Linked DNA regions of Homo sapiens: region 1 is linked to region 2. A link is a loop called in an ENCODE intact Hi-C map of the cell type or tissue named here. Cell type or tissue: GM12878. All regions are shown on one strand. Links, peaks and the distances in the headings refer to the core of each region. The heading gives the core; the rest is flanking DNA.

Region 1 (12,734 bases), core at 1-2,500, 50 kb after region 2:
TGGCTATTAGGGTGGTCAGGATGTCTAACTCAGGAAAGATAAAATGACAAAATGTCCCAGGAATCAATAGGTCTTTATTTTGCCTTGATTTTACTGAATAAAATCCACCTATAACTTGACTGCTTGGGGCCAGAGTCTCTTCTGTTTATTCTATTCTTTAAGATCAATTATTAGAGAGAAATCAAACCAAAAAAAGGGATAAAACAGTGTTACCTAGGTACAAATTTAAGCTATAAACTCTGAAGTAGAACATGCTTACTGTGGTTAAAAGATATAAACCACATATAAATTTAGCAACAACTCATCATATTAGATATTGTGACCTTTGGCATCGGCATTTTTCAGTATCATTTCAGATAGCACCAGTAAAGATGGCAGAAGTAATCTAATCCCTTAATGCCCATGTCCCAAACAGAAGTGCACTTCTGAAATAGCCTCAGCAGAAGCCACATCTTTTCACACTTGCTTTTAAGGAACCAAGGCAATCTTTTAAAAGAAATAGTACATCAAGCATGATCAATGGATGAGGAAGAGTTTCAATACCAAGTCAGTGAATTAATAATACCATTGTACGTATCAAAACTCCACTATGAACCCAATCAATATGTATAATGATTATGTGTCAATTCAAAAAATAAAAACTGCAACATACATGCATTGAGAGTGATGTCCTCACAGTTCAGAATGCAGAAAAAGACTAACACTAATCAAAAGACTATTGCTAATCAAAAGACTTTCGGTATCACCCATCTTTAGCAAGAATCACATAAAAATTGGCTTGTTGGGTTTTTTAATGATAGGCCAGCATACTAATTCTTCCTAATATGTGATTTTATTTATGCATTTTATTGATTGATTGAGACAGGGTTTCATTTTGTCACCCAGGCTGAAGTACAGTGGCATGATCTCAGCTCACTACAGCCTCCACCTTCCAGGCTCAAGCAGTCCTCCCACCTCAGCCTCCAGAGTAGCTGGGACTACAGATGTACACCATCACGCCCAGCTAATTTTTGTATTTTTTTGTAGAGACAGGGTTTCACCATATTGTCCAGGCTGGTCTCAAACTTCTGGGCTCAAGGGATCTGCCTGCCCTGGCCTCCCAAAGTGCTGGGATTACAGGTTTGAGTCAGTGAACCTGGCCATAATATGTGTTTTTAAAGTGATCCTCATTCAGGATATGGGATTGCAAGCAATGCGCCTGGCTCCACCACCTTGTAGCACAAAGAAACAGAAACAAGAAGTATAAGACAAACCATGGCTTAAAGGCAGCCACAAAAATGTGAAAAATGAATCACTCAGTTACAAATTGTTTGCCAAATTCCTTCACCTTCATCTTTGAGAAAGAAATGCACTACACAGCTAGTATCACAAAATGTCCTAATGACATGGGATGGGGGAACAAGAGACTGATACTAACTACTACGGTGGTTGCCAGCATTTCAAGCCTGAAAAGAACAAAGCCATTCAGCAAAATTATTTCCGGGCATCAGTTTGAACTATGGGAAGTCACAGTTGTAAGGTAAAGAGAAAAAAAAAGAAAACAAACTGAACACTTCATAATATTTGGAAACTTCTTACCAATCTCATTTTCCTGGCTTTCCTTCATTTAAATTTTTACCTAACACAAAGTAATACTTCATAAGTAACTAAACCTTGAAGAAATAAAACCAGGATTCAGTTGGGCCTTTTCTTTTCCATTTCCTTTCTCAGCTGCCTGCCTTCTAATAAGACAAACTTTTGGCAGGAACATAGAAGGTATCCAGACATTTCGATGAATTAGACAAGGAAAGTCTAAATGAAGAAATCCTGGCACTTATAAATGAAGCAGTCTTTTAAAAACCAAAGAGCCAAAACACAGGCTAAATAATGCTTCCTGAAAAAGAAATTCACTTTTTAAAAAAGGAGATACACACAGTTCTCCAGGATCATTAAGGCACTGTTCTAAATTAGTATCTTTCAGATCAAACTGAGAAACTTCACAAGTAATTTCTAAACAAAACCGTTAGTGCACACATTCCCCATAGACAGCTCTTTAGCAGATTTAAGTTGCATACTGTAATCAACACAAGTACAGTTACTTACTTGTTTCCTTCTGTAATGAGCAAACTGAGAAAGTCCTAAAACAGTTGCAAGAGCACCTCCTCCAACAAGAATCGTCCCTTTCACTGCCTTTTGAAATGCCATTTCTTAGCCTACAAAGAAAAATAAGAAACAAAAAGAAGTTAATTGGGATAGTTATCGCATAACCATCCCAATAATAAGACACTGTGTAGATTATGAAACCATGTTAAACTAGAAAAGAAAACATAAAATAAGGAAATTACTAACAAACCAATGTGTATACTGCAACTCAAAATAAATAGCCAAAAAATTCTAGACAAGGGAATTGATCACATAAAAGTTACTTTCTGGTTCGACAGGAATTAAAGAAAGAAAAGCAAATTAAGAGATAACTGAGGATATTTAAACAGTATAAAGTCAAAAGAACTGTGAAAAGAAATGTCATTGGGTATTTAACAAAACTGCATGCTATACTTGTAAATTTGCTCAACACCTAATCCTCTCCTCAAGGAGAACCAGCAGAAAGAAGTCTTGGGTCACTCAACAAGACAATAAACATCAGCTTGCTTCAGGTTCTTTGGCAAGTGTTTAATTCAAATTGTGGTAAGACTCCCTTCCCAAGTTTTTCCCTTTCTAATGAAGTTTTCACTACAGCCAAAAGCCAGCAGTGTTATATTTCTATTATTGAAAGAGTCGGCTGGGCGTGGTGGCTCACACTTGTAATCCCAGCACTTTGGGAGGCCGTGGTGGTGGATGCCTGTGATCCCAGCTACTCGGGAGGCTGAGGCAGGAGAATCGCCTGAACCCAGGAGGCAGAGGTTGCAGTGAGCCGAGATCATGCCACTGCACTCCAACCTGGGTGACAGAGCTAGACTCCGTCTCAAAAAAAAAGAGTATACTTTACAGATAAGAAGTCAGAGGTATTATGCCTTAAGACTTTCACAAACTGACCAATTTAACCTGCTGTAATTCCTTTCATTAGGGGAACTTAACAGAAAAAGTTTTCTTCTAGCCAGAGTTGCATGACACCAAAATTTTAAGAGAAAACCCTCCAGATCAAGCACTCACTGTATATTTGTGCTCTCTGTATTTATATTTTTTTCTTTCTCTCTTTTTGTAGAGACTGAGTCTGGCTCTGTCACCCAGGCCAGAGTGCAGTGGCTCAATCATAGCAAACTATAAAATCAAACTCCTGGGCAAGTGATTCTCCCAAGTAGCTGATACTACCAAGTGCATGCCGCCATGCATGGCTATTTTTTTTTCTTTCTTTCTTCTTCTTTTTTTTTTTTCTGTAGAGACAAGGTCTTGCTATGTTGCCCAAACTGGACTCAAGCAATCTCCTACCTTGGCTTCCCAAAGTGCTAGGATTACAAACATGAGCCACCCCACACTCTGCTCCACTGAATATTTCTCAAGTTCTGCATTGTCTTAGCTCTTAACTTTCTTTCCTCTCACTTGTTTTCCACTACTGGACTGATAATGGAATTTTCTAAAGTTTTGATGAGGACTTAAAAATTATTCTTTAACTCTTTCAGAAACTAAGAAGATTGCATAAAAATGAAAATTCCATCAAAAATCCTTTTGTCCGCTTTTACTGTTAAACGTAAAAAGATAATCCTGTGTGATCAACTAAAAAAAATTCTAGAGTTGAGTAATTTGACCTGCCTAAGACTTTACATTCACAAAAGCAGGGAAACAGGGAAGCCACTACCCTATTTCCTTGTAGGGGTGGAGCACTGGCCTGTCTGGACAACACACGTTACATTCTACTGATAGCTCACAACTCAAGAAAACAATTTATTATGAAGGTAGTTTTAACTTAGGATACTAAAAAAACAGTATCTCAACATAAATTATGATACGGTTAAATATTTGGGTCCATACTGAATAAACTGTATCTATTATCATACTATCCTAAATAAAGAATTGCAATATAGTTGATAACTATGATCCTATAGAAAACTCATTTTAGGATACTATAAATTATATACTGATATGTGGTGGCATTTTTAAAATTTTTTTCTTCTGATCTCATTCTTCCTGACAAACTCCTAAATTCTAAACTTTATCTTTTTAATTAAGATTCTTCCCAGGATTAGAGCCCAGGAGTTTGAGCTTGTAGTGAGCTGCAATTGTGCCACTGCACTCCAGCCTGGGAGACAGAACAAGACTCTGTCTCTAAAAAAAATTTTAATGATTCTTACTAGGAAAATATTTCACAAGCATATGTACTCTGCTGCTGGAGGTCTCTTCTTTACTGTCCCTTTGCTATATCAACCATCTTCTCTTTCCCAAATTATGCAGGAAAGTTGGTGTATGCTGGCTAGGGGCCACCATTCATCATTCAGTCAACCCTAGGCAAAACCTTATATCCTAGGTTGCTGGGATAGTAAAAACCCTAACTTAGCAGGTACCCATTTGTCATAGCTCACTATCACCAATCAATGTACTGTTGTAAACATTCACATGGGTGCCTATCACACAACAATGTAAGCCCTAGCAGCCAAGAGATAGCATGCTATCTCAAGGCTAACTGGGTTCCTCTGACAACTGGAGACAGAGAATAAAGTCCTAGTTCTATTTACTATTTACCTTAAACAACGCACATGCCTGACTCATAGCAGTGTGGTGGTCCCTAGGATATGAGTGTTGTGACTGATTGACTTATCATTGCTTCTGTCTTGTTGATAATGTCATTGTTGACCTCACAAAGGATACCACACATCAACATGGCCAACTCAGGGAAGTTATATACAACACAGTCAATGAAAATGTTTCATTCTCAGAGGTGTTCATTCAGCCAGTTAAGTTTGAAGCTAGTATTTCCAAATGTGTGGGTCCCTATGTTCCCTGCCTACCTGATAGTATTGTTTTAATTTGATTTGTCAGAGACCAAAACTTGCAAAGGAAGATATTTTCATGCATTTTCCCAATGAGCCACTAATACTATCAAAAAACTACATTCTCATGTCATCTTGCAGAGTTAGCAATAATATCAACTATAATCAATAAAGAGTTTTCCTTTTTCCATAATTTAAAAAAATAATGTATGCTTGAGGGCTCATTATTTCTACTGTGATCAAATCCTTCTGTACGGTCATCTGGCTAGCTCAAAGTCAAAGGCAAGAATCAGCCAGTTTCATTTGACTTTCCTAAGATTATCATTATGAGTGTTGTTATTGTTATGAATGTTACAATAATAATCACCACCATTTATTATTTACTAGGTAACAGGTACTGTGCTTTTAATTCTTTATACACATCAGCTCATTTCACCCTCACAACATCTAATTTCATAAAAGGGGCAGTGGTAGCTCAGAGGAAATGGGGGATTTCCCCAAAGTCACTGCCTACTAAGTGAGAAAACAAGACTGAGTTTATGTTCTTGAGCCCTGGTGGTTCTGTCCTGCCTTTGGTCTCAAAAGGCAACTTCTCCCCAAAAGCTATACCATATTTTGTTGTCACTCCCAAAAGAAGGCCCTATTCTCAAAGTCACCCAAATGTTCAGTCCCTTGGCATTTGGGTTAATCTCCAAGGCAATGAAGAAGTCTCTAGCAAAGTATCTACTAGTAATCTTCTGCCAGGTAATGTAAGACCTTTGTTTTAGGGCCGGGCACGGTGGCTCACATCTGTAATCCCAGCACTTTGGGAGGCTGAGGTGGGTAGATCATTTGAGGTCAGGAGTTCAAGACCAGCCTGGCCAACATGCTGAAACCTTGTCTCTACTAAAAATACAAAAATTAGCCAGGCAGTAGTGGCATGCGCCTGTAATCCCAGCTACTCGGGAGCCTGAGGCAAGAGAATCCCTTGAGCCTCGGAGGCGGAGACTGCAGTGAGCCGAGACTGCGCCACTGCACTCCAGTCTGGGTGACAGAGTAAGACCCTGTCTCAAAAAATAAAAAATTTAAAAAAGAACTTTGTTTTAATGCTGAAAGAATGAAATTTAGAACTATATAAACCAAATGCTGTGGACAACATGTACCCATTTACCATTGTAAGGAGAAACGTTTTCACAATGATTACAAACAAAAAAAAAAGATTATTTCCTTCTAAGTAACAGCTTTACTAGAAAACTAGCAAAGAAGGGGACCAAAAATATACACAAATCTTTACTAACTTCTGCAATAAATGTTCAAGGAAACCAGAGGTGAAAAAATTTTAAAAAATAGAATTAGCTTATTTATCATAGCTTCAAATCCATGTTTTATAGCCTTTTAATTAAATCACATATATGCTTACTCAGGACCAGCTGCTGCATTGACATAGACCAGAGCTAGCTCTAATTCTTGCAAGGAGAACACCAGCTCAGTTGGCAAAACCTAAACAAATGGTGCTCAACTAAATATATCTGTGAGTTTATCAACTAACTGCCCACAAGCAATTAATCTATCTGTAGGATTAAATATCAAAGTGTGTCTTGTAACTCTGCACTCTGTCTTATAACTAGTTGTGCTATACTGAGTGTTATAGTCTGATAGAAAAAAAAAGCAAGGTGCTATATCATTTTAATGTTGCAAGAAATTGACTCTGACTAAAAGAATTAAAGAAGGCTTCAGTGAAGACAGGATTTTGGAGAAGGGTCTTGAAGGGGAAAAAATTTGGAGGGGAGTGAGTAGGGAACGTTATAGAGAAAGACAATTGGTGGAGAAAGGGGAGCATCATGGTACGTTCTAGGCATACAAATAGTTATCTCGTTTGGCTGGAGATGATGTACAGCTAGAAATGGTGTTTAAAAAGAAGTCCAGAGGGAAGAGAGAGGAAGACTGTGTACACGTGAAGTAAAATATTTCTATGATATCCTGTTGGCAACGGGGAGTAGAGGCTGTAGATTAAGGAAGTAAGATGTTTTGTCTAACGTTCTGTAAAGACTGTTCAAGTAGATTTTTAGTGTTGAAGCTTACGAAGACAGAGAGACCAATTAGAGGGCAATGAAATAGATCCCATGTGAGAGAAGAGCCTGGTTTAAGGCAACATTAAAGAGTGCAAATCTAGAGACTGATGTTTTGCACAACTGTCTAAGGACAGCACTCAATTAGACAGCATGACAAGACCTGACAACCGATTACAGGAGGCAGCAGGAAGAGACTGAACACAATAAGTGGTTTTAGTTTGGGCAGCTGGAAAATGACCCCAAGATTTCAATATTAAGATCTAGAAAGAGAAGCAGGTTTAAGGAAGAAGAGAAGCTCAGCTTGCAACTAAGAAAATTTGAGATCTTGACGGAACATCTACTCAGAAAACAGCACAGATGAATATTTGGGTCTAAAACTCCCAAGAGTAATAGGTACTTGGGAAAATTTTGCCTAGAACTGACAGATGTAATTGCTACACAACAAAATGTACTTACTGCTAGCAAACAAAAACTAAATTTGCCACTTCTCAAAGTTTGCTGACCTTTGTTTGTACCTGACTGCTGCAACTTATCTGGCTCAGATGAATTCTTAGATGTCCTTGTAGGGCTCCCATTATAGACAGTGACTTTTAACAAAGAACAACTCCTCACATCCTATTTCATGTAAGTCCCTGAGTGCATCCACCACTTCTACCTCCTCCCATTCATAGGCAAGGCAACTATGCACAAGCAAATTTATTCCAGAACCAGATCGCACTTCCTGGCCTCTGAAATCTCTTTAAAAAGTACTCACTCTCCTACTCATCTCCCTGTCTTCTCTCTTCCAGAAGCCTTACTTATCAAAATACAAATTTAGCATAAGTAAGAATCATGCAAATGGGCTGGACCAGTGGCTTATACCTGTAATCCCAGCAATTTGGGAGGCCAAGGCAGGAGGATTCTTTGATATCAGGAGTTCAAGACCAGCTTGGGCAACAAAGCAAGACTCCATCTCTATTAAAGAAAATTTAAAAATTAGCTGGGCATGGTGGCGCACACCTCTAGTTTCAGCTATTCAAGAGGCCAAAGTGGGAGGAATCATGTGTGCCCAGGAGGTCAAGGCTTCAATGAGCCATGATCATACCACTGCACTCCAGCCTGGGCGACAGAGCAAAACCCTGTCTTAAAAAAAAAAGAAAAAGAAAAAGAAAAAGATTCCATGCAAATACATTTGTCACTCCTCTGTGGAATAAGCCCTGGGTCCCTTTGTCAGAGGCGTGTGAACCAGAGGAACTCCATCTTGAATAGGAGCTGGGTAAAATAAGCCACCCCTTGTTTAGCATATAATCAAGAAATAACCATAAAAATGGGCAACCAGCAGCCCTGTGTGTATGGAGTAGTCATTCTTTTATTCCTTCACTTTCACTTTATGGACTCACCCTTAACTCTTGTGTGAGATCCAAGAACCCTCTCTAGGCATCTGGATGGGGACCCCCTTCCTGTAACACCTTCATGTTTACAAAAACTCTCCTATCTTTCTGGTTTCTTATATAGAAACCTCAATTACCTTTCTAATCCCCATGCTCTCCATTAGTTTAGAACTTCTCAGGGTTTTGATTCTTATGCCAGCATAGAAGTAAGCATATTTCTCTCCATCCCTTACAAGCATGACCAATGGAGGGGCGGAGAGTACAGCTCAAAGATCAATTACAGAAGAGTAATTTCAACGACCAGCCTTGCTGTCCTCGGGGCATGCATTCTCCAGCAAGACATAAAGGCATCCCATATTGCACTCCCATGTTTATTGCAGCACTAGTCACAGTAGCCAAGATTTTCAATCAACCTAAGTGTCCATCAACAGACAAATGGATAACAAAAATGTGGTACATATACACAATGAAGTAGTATTCAGCCATAAAAAAGAATGAGATCAGGCCGGGCACAGTGGCTCACACCTGTAATCCTAGCACTTTGGGATGCCAAGGTGGGCAGATCACTTGAGTTCCGAAGTTCGAAACCAGCCTGGCCAACATGGTGAAACTCCGTCTCTACTAAAAATACAAAAAAATTAGCCAGGCGTGGTGGTGGGTGCCTGTAATCCCAGATACTCAGGAGGCTGAGACAGGAGGAAAATCACGTGAACCTGGGAGGTGGAGGTTGCAGTGAGCTGAGATCACGCCACTGCACTCCAGCCTGGGCGACAGAGCGAGAGACTCCGTCTCAAAAAAGAAAAGAATGAGATCATTTCATTTGCAACAACACGGGTAAAACTGGAGGACATCATGTTAAGTGAAATAAATAAGGCACAGAAGGACAAATTTTGCATATTCTCACTCATTTGTGGGAGCTAAAAATAAAAACAAATGAACTCATGGAGACAGAGAGTCAGAGAGTAGAGGATGGCTACCAAAGGTTGGAGATGGTAGTGAGGTTGGGGTGGGGATGGTTAATGAGTATAAAAACATAGTTAGAATGAATAAGATCTGGAAGTTGATAGAACAGGGTGACTGCAGTCAACAATAACTTACTGTACATTTAAAAATAACTAAGAGAATGTTCGTAACACAAAGAAATAAATGCTTAAGGTAATGGATACCCATTTACCCTGATATTACTGTTACTCATTGCATGCCTGTAGCAAATTATCTCATGTACCCAAAAATATGTATACATACTATGTACCCAGAAAAATTAAAAAGAAAAAAGAAATTAAAAATAAATAAAAGCGATCCATGCTCTTCCAATCACCTACACTGAGAAATCCAGATGTACAAGGCATTTCAAACATTAAATAAAAACCCCAAGATGTAACCTAGAGGTAGCCCTTTAATCACTAAGCCCTTTACCTAAGCCTTTTGTGGTCCAAAGGTAGCAAATGCTCCTTACACTTCATCTGTGCAGCCACCTGCTCCTGTAGCTGTGCATGCAAAACCCACTCCTTCAACTATTTTGAGTCGTGTCACACTGTCACACCCATGGAAGGCACAACTCAGAGGGCCAGGCCTCACACTCGCATACAAATCCAGTGACTTATTGAAGAAAAGTGCATGAGTCTTACAAAATAAGCATATAGAACCTCATCAGAGAAGGTCCTAGCAAACGGGTCTGTAATCATGGATAGCTTGACAGCAAGTCCACAGTAAAACAGAAGAAGGAGTGAGCTCAAAAGCCTCTTCCCTCCCAGCAGCACCCTTTTAACTATAAAAGTCAAGATCACTGGGTGGCTTGAACTAGATGTGTTTTAGCAAGCAAACCTTTTATTATTCCAATTAATGTGATAACAAATGTTTTGTACAATTCCCTTGAAGGAGGTATCTCATAGTTCAGACACACCAAACATATGCTGATACAGTGCTTACTCAGACAAGTAACAATCAAAGCATACCATGTACTACTCTTTCCCCAAGTTTTACTTTACTGTGGGGATCATGATTAGTACTCTGCCTGCAAACGCATTCCCCCCAGCCAAGCAGAGAAGGACTTACACACCTGTATCTTACACATGTGATTCCTACAGAAACACACAGAGAGCCCTCAAGTGTACTTTTTGAAAGCTATCAGACCTAAATGAACAAAACAGTCAAACAGAAGAGGCACATTAGCCTGTTCTCTGGAAACAGAGAGGAGGTCTATTCTGTAAACTGAAGGTGAATTCTCCTCTTTTGTTGTTGTTGCTTTTAAAAAGGATTTAGGCCAAGACTGGACAGGAAATTGACCCAAGGGTTCTTCACAAAAGACAATCCCTATGGAAAGAAGTGAATGTATCAAGTCCTAAGAAAACAGAAGACACTTTTATCCTTCCGTCACCTTCTTTAGCCTTTTCTCTATTATATCAAAAGCAAAAACACACAAACACAACAATAACAACCTATAGTTGTAAAGAATATATACACTGAACAGGATATCAAACAACAAACAAAAAGGCTTTTCCGAAGTCACTGAGAAAAGCATTATCCTGATAACGCAAGATAAATCAAAAAACCAAGTAAAAGTCAACAGAAATGTGTGAAACATAATCCTCAGGTTCTAAATACACAAATTTTTGGACTGTGGTGGAAGAAGCTAAAGCAACACACTCACACATTGCTGGGAAGGCATCCAGACTCTAGCTTTGTCCCTGACTTCCACACCCTATCAAAAGGCCAGCCTGCTTCCAAGAAGGGCAGGTTCTTTCACTTCCAATCCATTTATTTCCCCAGGCAATTACTGCCAGAAGGGCCCACCCCAGCCCAAGAGAAAGTAAACAATTTTAGCAGAGGAAGAGTATTTCCATAAAGAAGAATGAGAAAAAAAAAAAATCATGAAACAAAGAGAAAGCGAAAGAAAATAAACACTATATTTATATCAATTCACATAGTGTAAAGCTAGAAAATTCTGAGTCTCCCTGGGTCACCTTTATGTCAATTATATCATTTTAGAAGCAAACCAACAGTGAGAACGAGGTTGGCCCAGGACCACTTCTCAGCCTCAAAGGAGGGCAGGAGCCTGGAAGCTTGACAGGAGAAGCTGGCTAAGAAACGAGTTGAGCTAGTTTCAGGGGCAGAGTTCAAAAAATGCAAGTAAAAGGTACAAAAGAAGGAGAAAATAAGGTCAATAACTATTTTAAGTGAGCCAGTTAAAAGTCTCTGTTTATAAAAAATTTGTTGCAAACATTATTACATGGGATTTCTGATGTGTGATGGGGGGTTAAGTTTAATAATGTCATAACTGTTAATCGAGCATTTATTTCACAAAGTCCTCTAAAACAAAAAATGCATTGAAAGGGAGGGAGCCTTAGAGGAACACAAGGATACACGTTTGCACTCTAGTAGTGATGCATTATTTAAGACCCGATTTTTTACAAAATATATGCCATTTCCAAGGCAATTGCCATATAACATACTTATGCTTTCTACCATTTCTAAAATACACACTGGAACTATAGTCACAAATTTGACCCTTTTTCTTTATTTCATGAGGTTCACTATAGAATTATAAGAAATCAATGAAGCTCATTATATTCATTAAATGCAAATAACCACAGCTTAATTCATAATAGAATAGTTTCTATTATGTTTGCTTTCCATACAATTGCTATAAAAGTCATAAAGAACTATAGTTAGTGCACGCAAGTGAATTTGTATTCCATTTTAAATTCATTTTAAAAGCAAAGTTAATATATACTCTGTATCACTCCAGATATATTCACGGATTTGTGTTTAAAGTCGTACAATCCTATCTTTAATATTCCATTAAAATCTATCTCTGCCTTCTTTGCTTACCATATACATAATTGAGGGTAACCCTGAGAGCCCCAAAATAAAATGTCCCTCCCAAGTGAAAACTTGAAGCATTCCTTCACAAAAATGCCAACCCCTTGTAAAAACACAAGTCAGGTTAAGGAGCTGAGTAGATAACATGCCTAGTACAGAATTAAACAAACTTGCATTTATATCAACTAACAAGAAATGGTTGACTTAGCATGAAAAGGAGATAGCACAACAGGGAGAAAAACTTTAAATCTGCCTTGAGGAGGCAGGAATGTTATCAATGAAACACATTCATTGATAACATTCAAAAGAAGTTCATTAGTCAAACAGACCATACTAGTCCTGTGCTTCTTTCAGTCTTTCCGCCCCTTTACTAACCCTTTATTGGGTTAAGATAATGTTTGACATTCCTTTGGCAGCATAAACGCTCTTTTTACATTTTACATGCTGTTACAGAATCTACTTCAGTAATCAAAACAAGAAAAAGGCCTGGAGTGGTGGGTGGCTAACATCTATAATCCCAGACTCAGAGAAACCCAGGCAGGAGGACCCCTTGAGGCCAGGAGTTCAAGACCAACCTGGGAAGCGAGACC
Region 2 (2,500 bases), core at 1-2,500:
GGGGGAGGGATAGCATTGGGAGATATACCTAATGCTAGATGACAAGTTAGTGGGTGCAGCGCACTAGCATGGCACATGTATACATATGTAACTAACCTGCACATTGTGCACATGTACCCTAAAACTTAAAGTATAATAATAATAAAAATAAATAAATAAATAAATAAAAGAAAAAAAGAAAAAAATTGACATAATTGAGTGGAGAAATATGTTTATCTCTCTTTGCTCATACTTAAGGATAATGAAAATACCAATTTTACCAAAATCTGTGATGAGAAAAAGAAATATACAAGTAGAAGACAGAGGAAAAAGGCAAAAATACACATATCAATCTGGCTTTATATAATAGACATGTTTCAATCCGGTTTTATACAATAGACATGTTTCTTACAATTAGCGTGGACTATTATCTATTAATTTAAATGCTGTTGGAAGAGGCAACTATTGAAAATAATAAATTGGGTTTATTTTATTCTTTTATTAGAATGAGAGTAGTCAGTTTATCCAATTTGTAAATCCTGACTATATTCAGATTAGTTTTTTAATGATAATGTATTTTTACCTTCTTTTTCACTAAAATGGTTCTGAGGTAACTATTGAAGTACAATGCTTTGCACACGGGGAATTATTAAAAGAGAGAACTGCCTGTGAGCTGCTTCTCAGTTACCTTTTTCAGACTTCAACCTTCTTAAGGAAAATAAAACACAAATCACCAAATCCATTCTTTGTAGGATTTCTCGGGTTAAAAACTAAGAAAATTTAAAATTCCTGGGAAATATGAAGTTTCTGGTGTACTGATTTACCTGGTCTATCCCAGGTAAATCAGTTACATGTTAATCATCTTTGACATAAAAATATCAAGTACAAATTATTTGATATTGCTTTTAATTTGGTAGTTGCTTTCATTATTATATACTTTTTTATTTTATTCTCAAATATCTATTCTTCTGAATAGATAGCAAATCATATACTAGTAACACTTTCCAGTGAATGCAAGAGTATATATTTGGTTTTGAACAGAAAAGGAGCAATAGTTATTTAACTTGTGTGGGAGGTTAGTTGCGTGTGCCTGTATGTTTTTTAATGTGCAAAGATGAGTTAAAAAAAATAGGTGTTGTGTGGTTCATGCTTGAGTGGATATAATGATCTACAGAGGGTTTTACTAATGTAAGTGTGATATGAGTAAGTATTAATAGTAATAATGAAACTAGTTTGAAACTTCACATTCTAAAATAGTAATCTATTTGGCTCCAGAGAATATAATCTACACCAAGGTGTTAGTTATATTTATAAAAACTATGTACCGAAGACTTTTTTTCACAGTTTTTTTTTTATTACATTTCCAAGGCTTGGTAGTTGAAACTAAAGTGTGGGGCTTTTTAATTGAAGAGATATTTTTATTACTGCCATTCTTTGTGAGGTTAGATGCTTAATACCAGGCTGGCTTTCCATTACACTAAGAAAGCTGCTGTGTGTCATCTGCAGAATAACTCCAAAATTGATTTAATTATTAATTTTTTACTCTCTTTCTTCCTTTTCCCAAACAGGTATCTGGGCAAAGACTCCTGATCCTCTTGAAAGAATGCTAGAAAATATGTGAAGAATGGGTACAGCAGAGAGAAACTAGGGACTATGCCAACAGATACGTGAGGCATTATATTGTCCACACAATAAAGTAGCAAGAAAAATTAGTTCCTGAAGAACAATCCTTACAGCTTCCTGAAGACCAATCATTATGGCCTTTTATTTCCCATTTATTTCCCCATATTGCAATGTCAGTTATTTCCTCCTCTCCTTGTTTCCAAATGTGACCTATAAAATTTTGTTTTTCTGAAGGAGAATCACTCTGAGACGAATTCATTAGATAGTTACTGCAAGCTTCAAAATGCAGTATTTTTAAGCATGGCTTACATTTCTTGGGCATGTGTTCTCCGAATGTCTTTGAAACAAAAGCAGAAAGTCCCTCAAATTTTTATATCTTAAACTACAATTAATTAGCTTTATCTCTAAATTTTAAAAAATGCACCATTAATATAAAGCATATCAACACAAATTTTACCAAGAAGTATAATTTCACATATTAGTATAAGACAGACTCATCTATTTAAAAGACTATAATTGACAGAAGCACTTAGTCTGACTAAGCATATTAGCATTCAATGCAAGCAAATGTTATGAACCAGATTTTAGCAAATTTGAACAAATCACAGCATATTTTACATAATGATAATAACAGCATTTGAGACTCTCTGATTAATTTTAAGCTCTCTACACAGATCAGACTAGTGGATGTGTCATTGTTTTGTGGTATCCAAAGAAAGGAAATAAGATTTTATTTTCACTTATAAAAAGAAAAATAATTTGAAAGTGTGGTTTATTGATGGCTAAGGCTGTATGAGCAGGTATATTTTGATCTAAGCAGTTAACATGGCTATGAAATGTAATTCCATAAAAGTTGGTCCCTGCTTTTAAATTCACCTTTTAAAATTTTGTGGCCTCT

What was found. Peaks named below come from ENCODE experiments on the same cell type or tissue, not always from the same donor. Only the 100,000 strongest peaks of a DNase experiment are listed, where the experiment ranks them.
Region 1: it touches region 2 in a loop (2.2-fold over the local background); 2 of 110 quality-filtered maps call a loop at or near these places.

Annotation. Positions count from the first base shown.
Region 1 is chr2:156,465,556-156,478,289 of GRCh38, reverse strand. GPD2 (glycerol-3-phosphate dehydrogenase 2) reads right to left here. Exons shown (of 17, transcript NM_000408.5): 2 at 2,083-2,192. The coding sequence starts at 2,184. Among named protein-coding and RNA genes, the nearest start is that of GPD2, 36 kb to the right of the region's middle. In GM12878, for the core only: no CTCF peak of the experiment used is centred there; a DNase peak (open chromatin) is centred at 1,299; H3K27ac peaks cover 1,523 bases.
Region 2 is chr2:156,526,088-156,528,587 of GRCh38, reverse strand. All of the region lies in intron 6 of GPD2 (glycerol-3-phosphate dehydrogenase 2), which reads right to left. Among named protein-coding and RNA genes, the nearest start is that of GPD2, 91 kb to the right of the region's middle. In GM12878, for the core only: no CTCF peak of the experiment used is centred there; a DNase peak (open chromatin) is centred at 1,125; H3K27ac peaks cover 1,569 bases.